2 separate regions of the Homo sapiens genome follow, and region 2 is linked to region 1. Evidence: read pairs that join two places in POLR2A ChIA-PET (ENCODE). Cell type or tissue: IMR-90. All regions are shown on one strand.

The links. Peaks named below come from ENCODE experiments on the same cell type or tissue, not always from the same donor. Only the 100,000 strongest peaks of a DNase experiment are listed, where the experiment ranks them.
Region 2: POLR2A ChIA-PET joins it to region 1 with 18 read pairs; 5 of 35 experiments call an interaction of 5 or more read pairs at or near these places.

The regions. Positions count from the first base shown.
Region 1 is chr15:88,984,287-88,992,286 of GRCh38, reverse strand. It overlaps the pseudogene LOC100129942. Among named protein-coding and RNA genes, the nearest start is that of CARMAL, 53 kb to the left of the region's middle. RefSeq lists cis regulatory regions at 4,982-5,201, 5,959-6,849. In IMR-90, no CTCF peak of the experiment used is centred here; DNase peaks (open chromatin) are centred at 2,436 and 4,016; H3K4me3 peaks cover 298 bases; H3K27ac peaks cover 3,638 bases.
Region 2 is chr15:89,092,703-89,100,702 of GRCh38, reverse strand. All of the region lies in intron 1 of ABHD2 (abhydrolase domain containing 2, acylglycerol lipase), which reads right to left. The region is part of intron 2 of LOC124903573; the gene reads left to right. Among named protein-coding and RNA genes, the nearest start is that of ABHD2, 8.2 kb to the right of the region's middle. In IMR-90, no CTCF peak of the experiment used is centred here; a DNase peak (open chromatin) is centred at 3,742; H3K27ac peaks cover 605 bases.

The sequences.
Region 1 (8,000 bases):
TAAGTATAACTTTAGGTTTGTAACCTAAGCCTAACCCCTAAAACTAAAGTCTGTTAGATTTTTCACACTGAGAAGTTCGATTACAAACTCACCTCCTAACTCCCTCTTCCTAGGTGTCTTCTTCCCTTTAAAGACATTTGTAAATTCTGAAAACTGCTTCTAAGAGCATGGGCCACAGATGTTTCTGTGGCCTGTTTCTCCTGGGTGTGACCTCAAACTCTCACTCAACAAATCTCGATGAACTGAGACCCCTGGCTCAGTCTCTAATTTTGGGTTAACACTGTCTTAGTTCTGAAGTGGAATATCTGGCTGGGTTTAGGAACCAAATTAAATACAAGAAAGATTAACAAGAGAAAAGCATTCAAGTTTTTTGTTGTTTGTTTGTTGTTTTTGAGACGGAGTCTAGCTCTGTCACCGAGGCTGGAGTTCAGTGGTGTGATCACAGCTCACGGCAGCCTCAAATTCCTGGGCTCAAGGAATCCTCCCACCTTAACCTCCCGAGCAGCTGGGACTACAGGCATGCCATACCCAGCTAGTATTTACATTTTTTGTAGAGAGAGTCTCCCTATGTTGCCCAGGCTGGTCTTGATCTCCCAGGCTAAAGCGATCCTCCTGTCTTGGCCTTCCAAAGTGCTGGGATTACAGGCGTGAGCCACCAAGCCCAGCTACAAGTTTTATTAATTTTACATACACATGAGGATCTTCACAAGAGAGTGAAGACCTAAGAAATGACCAAAGCAGAAAGCCTTTTGGACAAAGAATGATCAGTTTTATGAAGGCACTGGGAGAACAGGGGTGTGGGGGGGAGAATGGGCTGGAGCCATGGGAAGTTTGCGCCCTTTGCAGGGGAGAGGAACCTGGCCTCTCCTGTTCCTGGGTGGTAACCTGGGATTCAATCTGTGAGGCGGGAAGCCTGCTAGCAGGACTCTTGCTTTGCTAAGAATCCCTGTTCCCTTTTTTTTGTTGTTCCTTTTCACCCAATAAATCCTACCCTTCTCACCCTTCAAAGTGTCTGTGAGCCTGTCATGACTGTGAGAAAAGAACCCAGTTTTTTCCACAACACTAATGAGAGACCACTGGATGTGTAGACATAAATGACTGCAGCCATTATTCTGGAGGTCATGAGATATGCCAATTCCAGCCAGATACGGTGACTCACACCTGTAATCCCAGGACTTTGGGAGGCTAAGGCAGGAGGATCTCTTGACCCCAGGAGTTTGAGACTAGCCTGGGCAATATACTGAGACCTTGTCTCTATTTATTTAAAAAAAAATTATTTTACACAAAGATATGGGTTGGGCGCAGTGGCTCATGCCTGTAATCCCAACACTTTGGGAGGCTGAGACGAGAGGATCACTTGAGGTCAGGAGTTCCAGACCAGCCTGGCCAACATGGTGAAACCCCATCTCTACTAAAAATATAAAAATTAGCCAGGCATGGTAGCACACACCTGTAATCCCAGCTACTCGGGAGGCTGAGGTGGGAGAATGGCTTGAACCCGGGAGGCAGAGGTTGCAGTGAGCCGAGATAGTACCACTGCAGTCCAGCCTGGCAGCAGAGCAGAACAAAAAAAAAAAAAGAGAGAGAAGAAAAGAAAAAAAAGCTATGCAAATTTCCCAGTTATTCCTGCAGATAACATCATTATGACAGAACCTAAGATTGGCCTTTTGAGATGTCTTGTTGCATTTCTGACAACCGATGACTCCACGAGGACCGGCCAGCTGCTCCTGTGGCCCCACCCAGAAGCAACTCACTACACGAAGACCATTTTCCACACCCCTATGATTGCACCCCGAGCCAATCAGCAGCAAGCACCCATTGCCCAGCCACCCGCCCTTCCCCCAAACTGTCCTCGAAAAACCTCAGCCTCCAATTTTTGAGGAGGCTGATTTAAGTAATAATAAAACTCCGGGGGTGGTGCGCGGCGCCGAGCACCGCACGGAAAGGGGTAAGTCACGTGGCCACTGCCCCCGCCCCCGCCACAGTTTGTTGCTAGAAGGAAGATGGCGGGTCTGGAGGAGGAGCTGTCTGATGAAGAGAAGGGAAAAAGCAGCCCGTGCGTCTGCACAGTATAACTTGGAGCAGTTTACTCCTGTAAAAATGGAAGGTTATGAAGATCAGGTATTGATGACAAAACATGGCGACTTGGGAAATGGAAAGTTTTAGGATCCAAAGAACAGAATCTGTTTTAAATTTGATCACTTAAGAAAGGAGGCAACTGATCCAAGACCCTGTGAAGTAGAAAATGCAATTGAATCATGGAGAACTTAAGTAGAAACTACTCTGTGAGCTTACGTAAAAGAACATTACCCGAATGGAGTCTGCACTGCGTATAGCAAAAAAAAAAAATAGATGGACAGCAAACCACTATTGCATGCATAGAAAGCCATCAGTTCCAAGCAAAAAACTTTTGGAATGGTCATTGGAGGTCAGAATGGAGGTTTATAATCACTCCTTCAACCACTCAAGTGGTTGGCATCTTGAAAATTCAGGTTCATTATTATGAAGACAGTAATGTTCAGCTAGTGAGTCATAAAGATATACAAGATTCCCTAACAGTGTCTAATGAAGTGCAAACAGCAAAAGAATCTACAAAGATTGTAAAAGCTGCAGAAAATGAATACCAGACTGCCATTAGTGAGAATTATCAGACAATGTCGGACACTACTTTCAAAGCCTTACATCGACAATTGCTACTTACACGCACTAAGATTGATTGGAACAAGATCCTTAGCTACGAGGTTGGCAAAGAGATGCAGAATGCATAAGATGGACATTGCATGACCCCATCATTTTAGTGTCTTTGCGTTAAAAAACTATTGCAAAAGTATTCTGAACTGTCAAGCTGCCCAGTCTGATGGGCTGTTGCCATTTTAAATCACTGTAATTAGTTTGATTAGAGCACAAAGCTTAGCTAATCCACCATTATTTTTCATTTTGTTCTAAGAGGATTGAAAATCAGTTTAGTTTAAATGTCTTACTTTCTGTTAGTCCTTTCTTTCGTACAATGAAGAGATGATTCTCTAGTTTATGGTTAAAAGTTTTTGAAGTGTTTCAAAAATATTTTACTTACTGTAACCCTAAAATTGTTATCTTTTGGTTTATGAAATGGTTAATTTTTGATATTTCCCCAGTTAGTGTTTGATGGATTTAGCCATATAGGCTGCTAAAGAAATTGTCTACCTTTTCTTCCTCACCTGTTCCATTTATGTAAGGTTGAGATTAGAGGGAAAACATTTTCTATATCAATTGTGTTTTTAAACCTTTCAAGAAGGTTATTTAGCTTAGTATTTAACTTAATTTTTTTTAAACAAGGCAAGGTCTAATGCTGTTTTGAGATTCTGAAATTAAATGAAAATACTTATTTCAGAAATGCATTTAATGCTTTTTTTCTTGTGACAGTTACGCAAATCAGCTTGAATTCCATATGTCCCTGAGTTATTTTTATCATAAAGCCACAAATGTATTATAACAAGGCAAATTGTAATATATATAATCCTGAACTCAAAAAGAAAAAAGAAAAAAAACTCCGATCTTCTGTGTAGCCGGCCCTACGTCTATAAAATTCTTTCTCTATTGCAATTCCCCTGCCTTGATAAATCTACTCTATCTAAGCAGCAGGCAAGAAGAACCCATGGGGAGGTGACAAAAGGGTGGCTCAGAAGGTCCTATCTTATCTACAACTGCTGCTTCTCAGATGCTTTCGGCTTGAAATAATCAATATGCCAGGTCAGGGTATTTTGGGGTGTTATGTCCTTAACTCCTTTGGTCCAAAGAGTTGATTTTACTAATCATTCTCCTTGTGTGTATTTGAAAATTGCCTTCAAAACAAAACCCATGCCTTAACCACTGTGTGGTCCCAACTTAGCAGGTTACTGTAGGTTTCTGAGATGGGTGGGGGAAGGGAAAGGAGGGGGAGGGTTGAACTTGGGTTAGCCAAATTCCTCAAACGTTTGTAGCTGTAGAACCCCTTTTGTTTTATTTGAAGCATTTTTAAGAGACTAGTAATCGAAGACCTTTCTTTGGGAAGCTGATGTCTCACTCCCTGGGAGGATGCTCAGCCTTGCCTGGCCTGGTGCCCTCAGAGAGCTGCCTTCTGTGGCTCTTGCGCTGGGGTCGGTAACAGCAGGAAGCCTGTTGACAGGTAACAGCAAGAGAACAGGGGCGGGGGTGCTGGGTCTGGGGAGAGGGCTCTCAGCGACCTGCTTATAGCTACAGGAACCTTCCAAGCAAGCACAGAGGAGACCTCTCTGAGTAGTGGCCTGGGAGGAGCAGGCAGGCCCCTGGGCAAGGGAATGGGTGGTTACAGCACTTCCAGGTCACTGCAGAAGACAGAAGGGGAACACGGCAAGTCAGGCTGGGACTTGAAATTTCCTGAGTTCATTATGCTAATTTATCTTTGTACACTTTCCCACACAGCAGCTCACTCCATCTCCACAACGCTTCAGGAAGTGGGCAACGTGGATGCTGCGCCTCCCAGTTTTCAGCACTGAGGGGAGAGTTTCTGTGACTTGTCAAGGTCACACAATCAAAGGTCACAGAAGGGAGGGCACCATGGGAGCCCAGGATGTCCATGCTCTTTCTACTCTGTCACTCAGCATCGGCGGGTTTGGAATCTTTAATTTTGGGGGATCCATTTGGTCTAGAAAGTGTGGGTGCGGCCTGAGGTTGCCTGGGAGAGGCAGACAAAGCCGGCTGAGTGCCCCTGGGAGGGGGGTGCCTCATGCAAGCTGTGCAATGCCTCAGACAGGAGCGGGAGTGCCTCATGCAGGCTGTGCAATGCCCCAACAGTAGAGGGGGTGCCTCATGCAGGCTGTGCAATGCCTCAGACAGGAGAGGGGGGTGCCTCATGCAGGCTGTGCAATGCCCCAACAGGAGAGGGGGTGCCTCATGCAGGGTCTGGTTTAGGAGGCAAGAGGCTGGATTCATGAACTGTGAGCGAGGGAATTGAATGTGGAGGAGGGGGCCTGAGTCCGGGAGGGGCAGAGAGCAGATCCAGGAAAGGGTTCCTGTGCCTTGGAGTCCTGATGGGCCAGATGCGTCCCCGGTCTGAGCCCAGCCTGCAGTGCAGGCCCAGCTGGGTGGAGGCACCGCCCCGTGAAGACACCACCCCGGGGCTCCAGGCTGATTCAGACCCTGGACGCCCCTTTACCGGGTCCTCACCTCCCACATGCCATCAGCTGCTGCTCCCTCTGGTATTGTTTACTTCTCTCTGGGTTTATTTACTCAGTCCCCAACCCCCTCATTATTGCCTTGTGTTATCACCCAGAGTTTTACCGTGAGTAAAACCTACCTGTTTTGTTTCTTTGTTTCACAACTTTCTTAAAAGTGAAAATAAAAATAAGAAAGAAGTCATTTGGATGTTTACAAAAAAACAAAACAAAACAAAACAGAAACAAGGTGGGCTCCTATCACCTTGGCTTGGAAAGGGGTGGGCACCAGTTACACTCCCGAGAGGCAGGAGCAGAGCTGTGACTCCAGCTTGATTAGTTTACCATGGTAAAGTGTGCATAATGTAAAATTCATCATTTTAATCATTTTAATTTATTACTTATTTATTTTTAGAGACAGGGTCTCTCTCGCCCAGGCTGGAGTGCAGTTGCATGATCATAGCTCACTGTAGCTTCAAACTCCTGGGCTCAAGCAATCCTCCCACTTCAGCCTCCTGAGTAGCTGGGACTACAGGAGGGGACCACTGTGGCAGGCCAGGTCTCACTAACGCAGGCTTCCAGCGCAGCTGTTTCAGTACTGACTGAGTGGTTAGGTTAAATATTAAAAGCTGAAGAAAAGCCAGTACCCTTATACAAATGATACAGGAGTTATTAAGAAATAATTTTTAGGCAGATAGTAAGTGCAAAGGTTCTTGGTGGAAATTTTCTTGTAATAAGAAACAACCCCTGAACCATCTCTTTTCTAACAGAAAAGGTGGCTCGAAGGGCTGGGCCAGCAAGCTTTAATATGCAAATGCCAGCCATTAGAAACTGGGCTCACTCAATATGGCGATTCCCACCATCTTCTCCTTGTAACCGGGAGTACCAAGTGTCATGGCCACCTCCAGATAACACCATGTGTTCGGAATATCATGGCGACCCGCATTTGCATATTAGAGGACTAAGGTGGGAGGGCCAGGTTTTTTGAGGGCTGTGTAAATGACTCACCTGGTCCAACCAATCCCCTGGGTCTTATGGAAACCAGACACCACCTCCTCCAGCATCGCAACATAAGCAACCACTTTTCTGCCACACATGGGGTTTTCTTTTTGTTGGAATCCCCCCTCCCTCTGTCTCTGTATGGGGGAGTTTTCCTCTTCCTTCCTTCTTTCTTGCCTGTTAAACTTTTCGTGCCTTAAAGTCACTCCACGTGTGTCCATGTCGTTAATCCTATCAGTGTGAGACAGAAGACGCTGGTGTTCCTCCAGTCATCGGAACCGTATCACAAAGGCTGGAATGTAACAAAAGCCCACCAAGAGTTTTGCCTAGGCCTTTTCTGGGCCTTAAAGCATGACAAAATAATGAAGGAATTCTTAACAGGACCCATTTAGAATTAAACAAGTTTTATTGGGGTTCTGAAGAAACTCCCCAGGCCTCCACAAACATGGTTATTGGAGGTCTGAAGGAACTCCTCAAACCTCCATGATTTAGCAGGAGACAAGATAAGGGTAATCACCCCAGCACAGCACCCAGACCCATTTAGATTAACTTACTGAGGCTCCTGAAGAAGGTCTTCCGGACTCAGACCTTAGTTGTAGAGTAAAAGAAGTTAATCACTTATGTCTTTAGATGAATGCACACTTCCACACGGACATAGAGCTTAGAAGGTATATAAGCTCTGAAAAACTCTGTAGTTTTGAGTTGGTCTGGTGATAATTTCCAGGCCTTCTTTCTGTAACGGGTTACAGAAATAAAAACTCTCTTCCTCCCCAGTTCATCTGCATCTCATTACTGGGCCTCGAGAAATAGCAGACTGACCCTCAGTTTGGTCCAGGAACACCGCCATGCCCAGCTAATTTTATTTTTTAAAATTTTTGGTAGAGGCTGAGTCTCACTATGTCGCCCAGGCTGGTCTCCAACTCCTGGCCTCAAGGCATCCTCCTGCTTTGTACTCCCAAAACACTGGATTATAGGCATGAGCCATCATACCCAGTCATGCCATTTAACCATTTTAAGTGTATAACTCAGTAGCACTTAGTACATTCACAATTTTGTGCAAACTTACCCACTATCTAGTTCCAGCATATTCCATCATTCCAACATTCCAAATGGAAATCTTTCTACCTATGAAGCCGTCATTCCCCACTCCCCTTTTCCCCTACCCCCTGCAACCACCAATCTATTTTCTGTCTCTACAGATTTGCCTAGTCTGGGTATTTCATATAAATGGCATCATACGGCTGGGTGCGGTGGCTCACGCCTGTAATCCCAGCACTTTGAGAGGCCGAGGCAGGTGGATCAGGAGGTCAGGAGATCGAAACCATCCTGGCCAAAATGGTGAAACCCCGTCTCTACTAAAAATGCAGAAATTAGCCAGGCATGGTGGTGGTACCTGTAGTCCCAGCTACTACAGAGGCTGAGGCAGGAGAATCACTTGAACCCAGGGCGTGGGGGTTGCGGTGGGCTGAGATGGTGCCACTGCACTCCTACCTGGGTGACAGAGTGAGACTCCATCTCAAAAACAAATTAAAAAATAAATAAATGGCATTATACAATATAAGGCCTTTTGTATCTGTCTTCTTTCACTTAGCAGAATGTTTCTTAGGTTGGTTCATGTTGTAGCATGTAGTACTTCATTCCTTTTTATGACTGAATAATATTTCATTGCATGGATATTCCACTTTTATCCATTTATTGGTTGGTGACATCTAGTTGTTTCTACCTTTTGGCTATTGTGAAGAATGTTGCTGTGAACATTTGTGTATACGTTTTTGTTCGAACACTTGTTTTCAGTTCTTAGGAGTTGAATACCTGGGAGTGGAATTGCTGGATTACGCCGCTAATTCTATG
Region 2 (8,000 bases), 110 kb before region 1:
AGAGACAGGGTTTCACTATGTTGGCCAGGCTGGTCTCGAACTCCTGACCTCGTGATCCACCCACCTCAGCCTCCGAAAGTGCTGGGATTACAGGCGTGAGCCACTTTGCCTGGCCAATAAGGTTCCTTTTTAACATCTAAGGAGAATGGAAAAATATTTCTACAAAGATTTCTGCTTCATTGAGATGCTTTCTGTAGATGTACATTGGTGGTGGGGTAGAGAGGCTACTTGCAGGATCTGGACACAGACAGATTTGACCTGAACTGCAGCTACACTACTTACTAGTTGTGTGGCTTCGGGCAAGTGGGAGGATCACTTGAGCACAGAAGATTGAGGCTACAGTGAGCTATGATCGCACTATTGCACTCCAGCCTGGGTGACAGAGTAAGACCCTGTCTCTTAAAAAAAAAAAAAAAAATTAACAACACAATGTGAACTTGGGAGTGGTGTGCTCACCAGAGAAGACAAAGGAGAGACTTCATTCACCAAGGCTGGAAGATCCCAGTCCAGAGCCAAATGTCTGGGTCCTCAAGCCTGGTTAGTCTGGTCTTGACTTGCCTGTGAGCAATCATGATCAATGCTAATTTAAATGTCTTCTACAGGTAACATGGATCACACACACGTTCCTTCTCCCATTCCAGACCATAAGCTCCTCTACCGGCTGCCCAGACAAAATATTAAATCTGTGAACCATAAGTTAGGGTAAAGACTCTCATCCTAGAATCTAGTATTGTTCTTTGGCTCTGATACTGTTATCTTTAAATCACTGTATCTTTATTATTTACTTATTTTTTGAGACAGGGTCTTGCTCTGCTGCCCAGGCTGGAGTGCAGCGGCATGATCTTGGCTCACTGCAACCTCCACCTCCCGGGTTCAAGCAATTCTATTCTCATGCCTCAGCCTCCCGAGTAGCTGGGACCACAGGTGTGCACTACCATGCCCAGCTTAGTTTTATATTTTTCACCATGTTGGCCAGGATGGTCTTGAACTCCTGGCCTCAAGTGATCCACTTACCTCGGCCTCCCAAAGTGCTGGGATTACAGGTATGAGCTACTGCACCCCGCCTTTTATTTATTTATTTTAATTTATAGAGACAAGGTCTTGCTCTGTTACCCAGGCTGGAGTGCAGTGGTGCAATCATAGCTCACTGCAACTCTGAACTCCTGGGCTCAAGTGATCTTCCTGCCTCAGCTTCCCGAGTAGCTGGGACTGCAGGTATGTGCCACCACACTTGGCTAATTAAAATTTCTTGTTGTTGTTGTTGTTGCAGAGATGGAGTCTCACTATGTTTTCCAGGCTGGTCTCCAACTACTGGCCTCAAGTGATCCTCCCACCTTAGCCTCCCACTGTGCTGGAATTATACAGGTATGAGCCACTGAGCCTGGCCAAATCATGATAACTTTAAATGAAGGAACAAAGCTGGATGATAAGAAAATGTCCTATTTGTGTAGCTCTATCGTTTATAAAGTGTTCGTGATTTTAATACATTACCTCATTTACTCCTCAAACATGTCACAGAATGCATTTGTGTTGACAGTGAAGACTGAATGCCTAACTTACTGACAAAGTGCATCCTCCGACATTACCTCATTTGGTGCTCACAACCGCTGTGAGTTACTATTAATGCAGGCAAGGAAACTGAGGACCAGGGACCCTCCCTGTGCCAGGCCCTGGTGAGGCTCTAGGAATACAGAGAAGCAAGGCACCCATCCATCTTATAAGCTGTTTGCAGAGCTGGATGGATTCTGATCACTTCAGCCTTGATAATTCAGCTTTACAGAAGCTCCATGAGGCCTCTCTGCTCATCCATAAGAGACTTAAAGAAATCTGCATTCCTCTTATAAGCTCTTTTGTGGCAAAGTGCTGATTTCTCTTGCGATGTCAGTGCAACATCCAGAATTTATATGTAGAGTCAATAAATAGACTGATGGGTGATATTAATGATAGATGGAGGGAAAGGAACTATGTTTTCTAAATTGGGAAAAATATCCTTGGCTATAATCTACTCGGCATTTTCCATCATCCCACTATTTAGAAGGGTACATTTGTCAACATCATTGACAAGAATGAGCAAGCACTTTATTTACATGATCAGAATAGAGGAGGGAACTGCAGCCAGGATATTTGGAACCTGAGAAGCTAATGTCTACAGTGTGAATACAGTTCAGGCCACACAAGGAGCTGGAAGGGGTTGGAAGCTCAGTTAGCACTGTGGAAAGCCTCCTCTATGGCCCATAGTGGGGCACAGGGTGTTCAGGCCCCAGGGAAACTCCTCAGGACAGAGTGTCTGGCACAGCGTCCAGCAGGGAAAGAGCTCAATAAATGCCTGCTGAACTCTGAATTTTTCTCATTCTCTGAATGAGAAAAAAGAACATTTCCCAGCTGTGAGGACTCTAGCACAATCACATAATCCTAGGAATATTGTATGTCCCTCAATTTTTAGGAAATAGTAATGACATAATTGAATACATGAGAAAAAGTAATAGGATGCCAAACAATATATGTAGAAATTTGCTAAAATTTGCCTGGGTGCCATGGCGCACATCTGTAATCCCAGCACTTTGGGAGGCTGAGGTGGGTGGATCACTTGAGCTCAGGAATTTGAGACCAGCCTGGGCAACATGGTGAAACCCCATCTCTACAACAAACACAAAAATTAGCTGGGTGTGATGTAGTCCTAACTACTGGGAAGGCTGAGGTGGAAGGATCACTTGAGTCTAGGAGGTGGAGGCTGCAGTGAGCCCAGATCCTGCCACTGCAATCCAGCCTGCGTGACAGAGTGAGACTGTCTCAAAAAAGAAAAAACAAGAAATTTGCTAACATGTATAATTCCATGTTAAGTGACTAAAACAAGGAGCAGAACAACATGTACAATATGCTACCAGTTATATAAAAAAGAAAGAAAAAGAATATAGATGCATACACATTTGCTGGGACACACATAAAAGATCTCTGAAAAAATATACAAGATACTAGTAACATTGAGTGCTTCTTGGGAGGAAGTTTTCCACTCTTTACTATGTTGTACCTTTTGAATGTTATAACACATGAATGCGTTATCTGTCAAAAGTAAACAAATACCTCTACTGGACAGACTACCCAGTTTCTCCAACAAATTACAGGGAAAAGAAGAAAAAAGAAAAGAAAAGGGGACCTATAGCTTAAAAGAGACATAAATGGTAGAGCAATCAATCATAATGTCTAATCCTTACTTGAATCCTAACTCACAAAAATTAAGCTTAAGGAGAAAAACACTTATGCCATTTTTAAACAATTGGAAATTTGAACAATGATGATATTTGATGATATTAAAGGATTAGTGTTAATTTTTCAAAGAGTAATAATGGGTGTTTAACAAAGGAGTCTTTATATTTAAGAATTATCATGGAAATATTTACAGATGCAACTATATGATGTTTGGGATCTATTTCAAAATTAATGTGAGCTGGGAGAAGTAGCTAGGAAGACAGAGTAAATGTGAGTGGTTATGAGTTGATTATTGTTAAAGCTGGGATGGGTTTTGTGGGGCTTGGAGGTTCATTATATGATTCTCTCTACTTCTGTATATCTTTAAAATTCCCAGAATAAAAAGCTAATAAATGAATGAGTGATTATTTAGCAATATGACAAACAGTCCTGCTAGTCACAAAGGCCCAAGCTCACCCCAACTTTCAGCTGCGATCAAGCCTCTACTGTCCCTGGGCTGATGAGTTGCCTGTGGAAAATAAACTTGAGGCTGCTGCCAGCTACTGCAATTCTGGCAAGAGTTTAGGTCACGCAAATATCAACAAGAAACCTTTATCACTCACTCCAAAAATAAACAAACAAAAAGAAACAGAGAAATTAGTTTTGGAAGTCTTCCTTTCATTAATGTAGAAGGTAAGTGTTGGCTGCACGTACAAACGGGTATGATGACTTGTACCTGCTCCCCTGTAAAGTGTCTTTCCCAAACCCATAAGTAACTTTTGTCACTCTCTTTGGGAGTGTTTCTCAAGTTCTCCAAATAACTTTATCACTTTCAGGGTCCGAACAGACAGGACCTCAAGGCAGAAAACCAATTATGTCAATTAACTCTTCAACTCAGCTAATATTTCTCAAATGGTCAGCACATGGAAAGGAGCCATATGAATGACACAAACATGACTGGAAACCTCTGTCTGCCTCCCAGAGCTTCGATTCCTGCACTGGGGTCTTTCAAACTCAGGTACCAAATGGCTTCCTCTGAGGGGAAAAACTAGTCCTGCCAGATGCCCCTGGTTACATTACTTTGTGTTCCATTCTTAAATTTAAATTAAACTACTTTTATCCAACTATTATTTATTATATTATTTCTTAAAATGCACAAACAGTACAAATAGTACTCAGTATGGAGCATAAACTTCCTTTGGCACTTTTACGATTACAGAGATCCAGGCACATTTATAAAAACATAAAATTACTCAAACAGTAAATTCAGATGAGCTACATTAATGTAATGAGACTAATGCCATTTTTCAGACCTGAAATACCTGCAGACAATGTCAGTGTGGTCCTGCCTGTGCCTGGGCAGGTTCTATGGATCCCGAGAGCCTACACTGACAGGTACAGTGTGACAAGTCCATTCTCACACTCCTTTTCTCGCTGGGACCACTGCTACAGCCTTCATTTACACAGTGCTGTGTGGTATCATTTGACTTCACATGATGCTCTCATATCTTTTCTGCGCGAAGTTCATCTCTGTATTTTTCTCTATAGTGGGGTTTACCTGGCTTCAATTCATCAGAAATTCACATACAAACGGGGGAGGCACTGAGACGACGTGGGTGCACCTTGATATTATAATTAGGTATCCCAACATTCCAGGACAGGCTTGTAAAACATTTTCAATTATCATTAACACGAAACCAAAACGTCTGAGTTTGTAATCTAATGAGAACCCAAGGAACCTCAAGGACACATCCTCAGCCCTGGATTGGGAAATCCATAGCACAAAATGAATGTGATGGTGCTACACGAGGAAAGCAAAAAGTGTGGTGGGGACACGGAAGAGAGGTCATGCTGTATCTCAGAAGCCATCTGGGCCATTACCGGGCATACCAAATCATGGATTTAGTAAGTTTAAGTACATGCTTCCAAAGAACTTATGTGTAAATACCACTGAAGAGCCTTACTTAATTCCAGCAGGTTGCTGGGGTCTCACCTCAGCCCCCTCCCACTCCTCAGTCCTTAAGAACTAAAACGTGGCACTTCAAACATGACAAATCCAGGCTTCAGGATTCAAAGAACGATTTCCAGTATAAGTTCACCTCACTATAAGGTGCTACAATTGCATATCAACATTGTGTAGTCTGTACCACCTGAAAAACTGGGCGCAAAGCCCCGCCAAATGCTGCTGCAGTTAGGTTAACTAAACTAAATCAATGGCCTGATTTCCCAGAAAAAGAGTAACGAGCATTGTTTAAGGAAACTGCAAAAGAGGAACCTCTCCTTGAGTAGAATCCTCGACTTTAGGCCCTCCCAAACAGCATAATTCAATGGCCATTAACTCAACCTTTTTAGTAAGCTAAATATGTCCTGGTTAGAAGGTGCTCTTTAATCTGAGATATTGATCTTCCAACATTTTTGGTGCTAAAATATCTTTTTTTTTTTTTTTTTTTTTTGAGACACAGTCTTGCTCTGTCACCCAGGCTGGAGTACAGTAGCTCAATCTTGGCTCACCGGAACCTCTGCCTCCCGGGTTCAAGTGATTCTCCTGCTTCAGCTTCCCGAGTAGCTGGGATTCTGAGTGTGAACCACCATGCCCGGCTAATATTTTGTATTTTTAGTGGATATGGGGTTTCATCATGTTGGCCAGGCTGGTCTCGAACTCCTGGTCTCAAGTGATCCGCCTGCCTCGGCCTCTCAAAGTACTGGGATTACAGGTGTGAGCCACCGCACCCAGGCTAAAATATCTTTTTAGATGACAGGGCTTTTGTATTTCCTTATTTGTTTTTGTTGTTGTTGTTGTTGCTGTTTTGAGACGGAGTCTTGCTCTGCCGCCCAGGCTGGAGTGCAGTGGTGCGATCTTGGCTCACGGCAGCCTCTGCCTCCTGGGTTCAAGTGATTCTCCTGCCTCAGTCTCCCAAGTAGCTGGGACTACAGGCGCACACCACCATGCTCAGCTAATTTTTGTATTTTTAGTAGAGACGGGGTTTCACCATGTTGATCAGGCAGATCTCAAACTCCTGACCTCAGGTGATCCGCCCGCCTCGGCCTCCCAAAGTGCTGTCACTACAGGCGTAGTGACACCAAGCCCTGCTGTATTTCCTTATTTGAAAGAATTAAAATGTAGCAATCCATGTTGGGCTTCCTGATTTTTGTTTTTTATTGCCCTCATTGACATGACTAAGTAAACAGTACACAAATACATGCCTACAGTGACTGTACACATAGGGAGGCAATCTTTCAAAGCTTCTCTTTTATCCAAGATAAAATGAGAGGCTGAGGCAGGAAAATCGCTTGAACCCGGGAAGCAGAGGTTGCAGTGCACCGAGATCGGGCCACTGCACTCTAGCCTGGAAAAAGTGGAACTGATAACACCACCTCCCTCTCCTCACCTTATGTAACACAGTATCTGTGGTACAACTGACTAATAATGTGGGGGCTCTGCAATGAGCAAAGGCCAGAAGGTAAGGACTCTAGATTAGACTAATAGACTAAAGATTCCATTCAATTTCCAGGTGGCTCTAAACCAGACTCAGAGGTAAATAAAAGCAAGACGAAGGTTAAGGCACATTCAAAGGAAAGAGGAAAAAAAACCCGAGAGGCAAGACCTGGGAGCCACTGAAGACTATAAGACCATGTTTAAATCAGTGTGGTTATTTTAAACATAAGCCTAGCCATAGAAAGTTCAAATACGAAGAACCTTGAAAACTTTCTTCTTAGAGTCGGCATCAGTGGAACCCTTTGTTAGCGAGGCCAGGTCAGGCTCAGACCTTGGAAGTTTAAAGCGGTTTGGAGATCTTGGGAAATACTTTCAAGGACAGCAACAAAATTACGTGTGGGCTTGGGGAAGACGCTTTACAGAGGAGCAGGTGTGAGAGCTGGTTTTTCCTGGGGTGAGAGAAAAGAAGGGGTGAGACACTTAAAGCTACCCAAACAGAAAGTGCTGTGACAAAGGGCAGGCTTCCTCTTGGACGCCCAAAGGCAGGACAAATGGAGTGATGCTGTGGTGCAGGAGACGGGATGAAATGCAACAGAGATGCTGGAAATGAGGCCAGGCACGGTGGCTCACGTCTGTAATCCCAGCACTTTGGGAGGCTGAGGCAAGAGGATCACCTGAGGTCAGGAGTTTGAGACCAGCATAGTGAAACCCTGTCTCTACCAAAAATACAAAATTAGCTGGGGGTGGTGGCGTGTGCCTGTAATCCCAGCTACTTGAGAGGCTGAGGCAGGAAAATCGTTTGAACCCGCGAAGCAGAGGTTGCAGCGAGCCAAGATTGCGCCACTGCACTCCAGCCTGGGAGACAAAAGTGAGACTCTGTCTCAAAAAAAAAAAAAAAAAAAAAAAAGAATGAAAAAAGATGCTGGAAATGTGACTTGGGGAGGCCAGGAAGCTTCTCTGGAGAACAGAGAGCAAACGGCAAACTTTCCCTGGAAATGCTAGCACATTCTGCACAGACGGCAAGGCGAAGAAGGGCCCAAGGACCAATGCGTTCCTCACTCTCCAGTGCCCCAGCTCTCCCTTCTCAGCTGACCTTTAGAAGCTCCCCTGCACCTCCCCCGGGCTCTCACAGAAAAGAAAAATATTTGCCTCCAAATATTCACAAGATCTTTAAGATCTCCAGCAAAGCTGCTGCCTAAATAAGACTGTTTTTTAGCATCCTTAGAAACAGAAAACAGATATCTAAAATAGACGGCCTTCATAAAAAATGACGTGGAAGCTCTTTTCACACTGCCAAGAAATATTAAGTGAAAAAGGCAAGGTTCCAAATAGCATGTATGCAGTGTGCTACCATTTCTGCAAAAAGGGGTGGTGTACA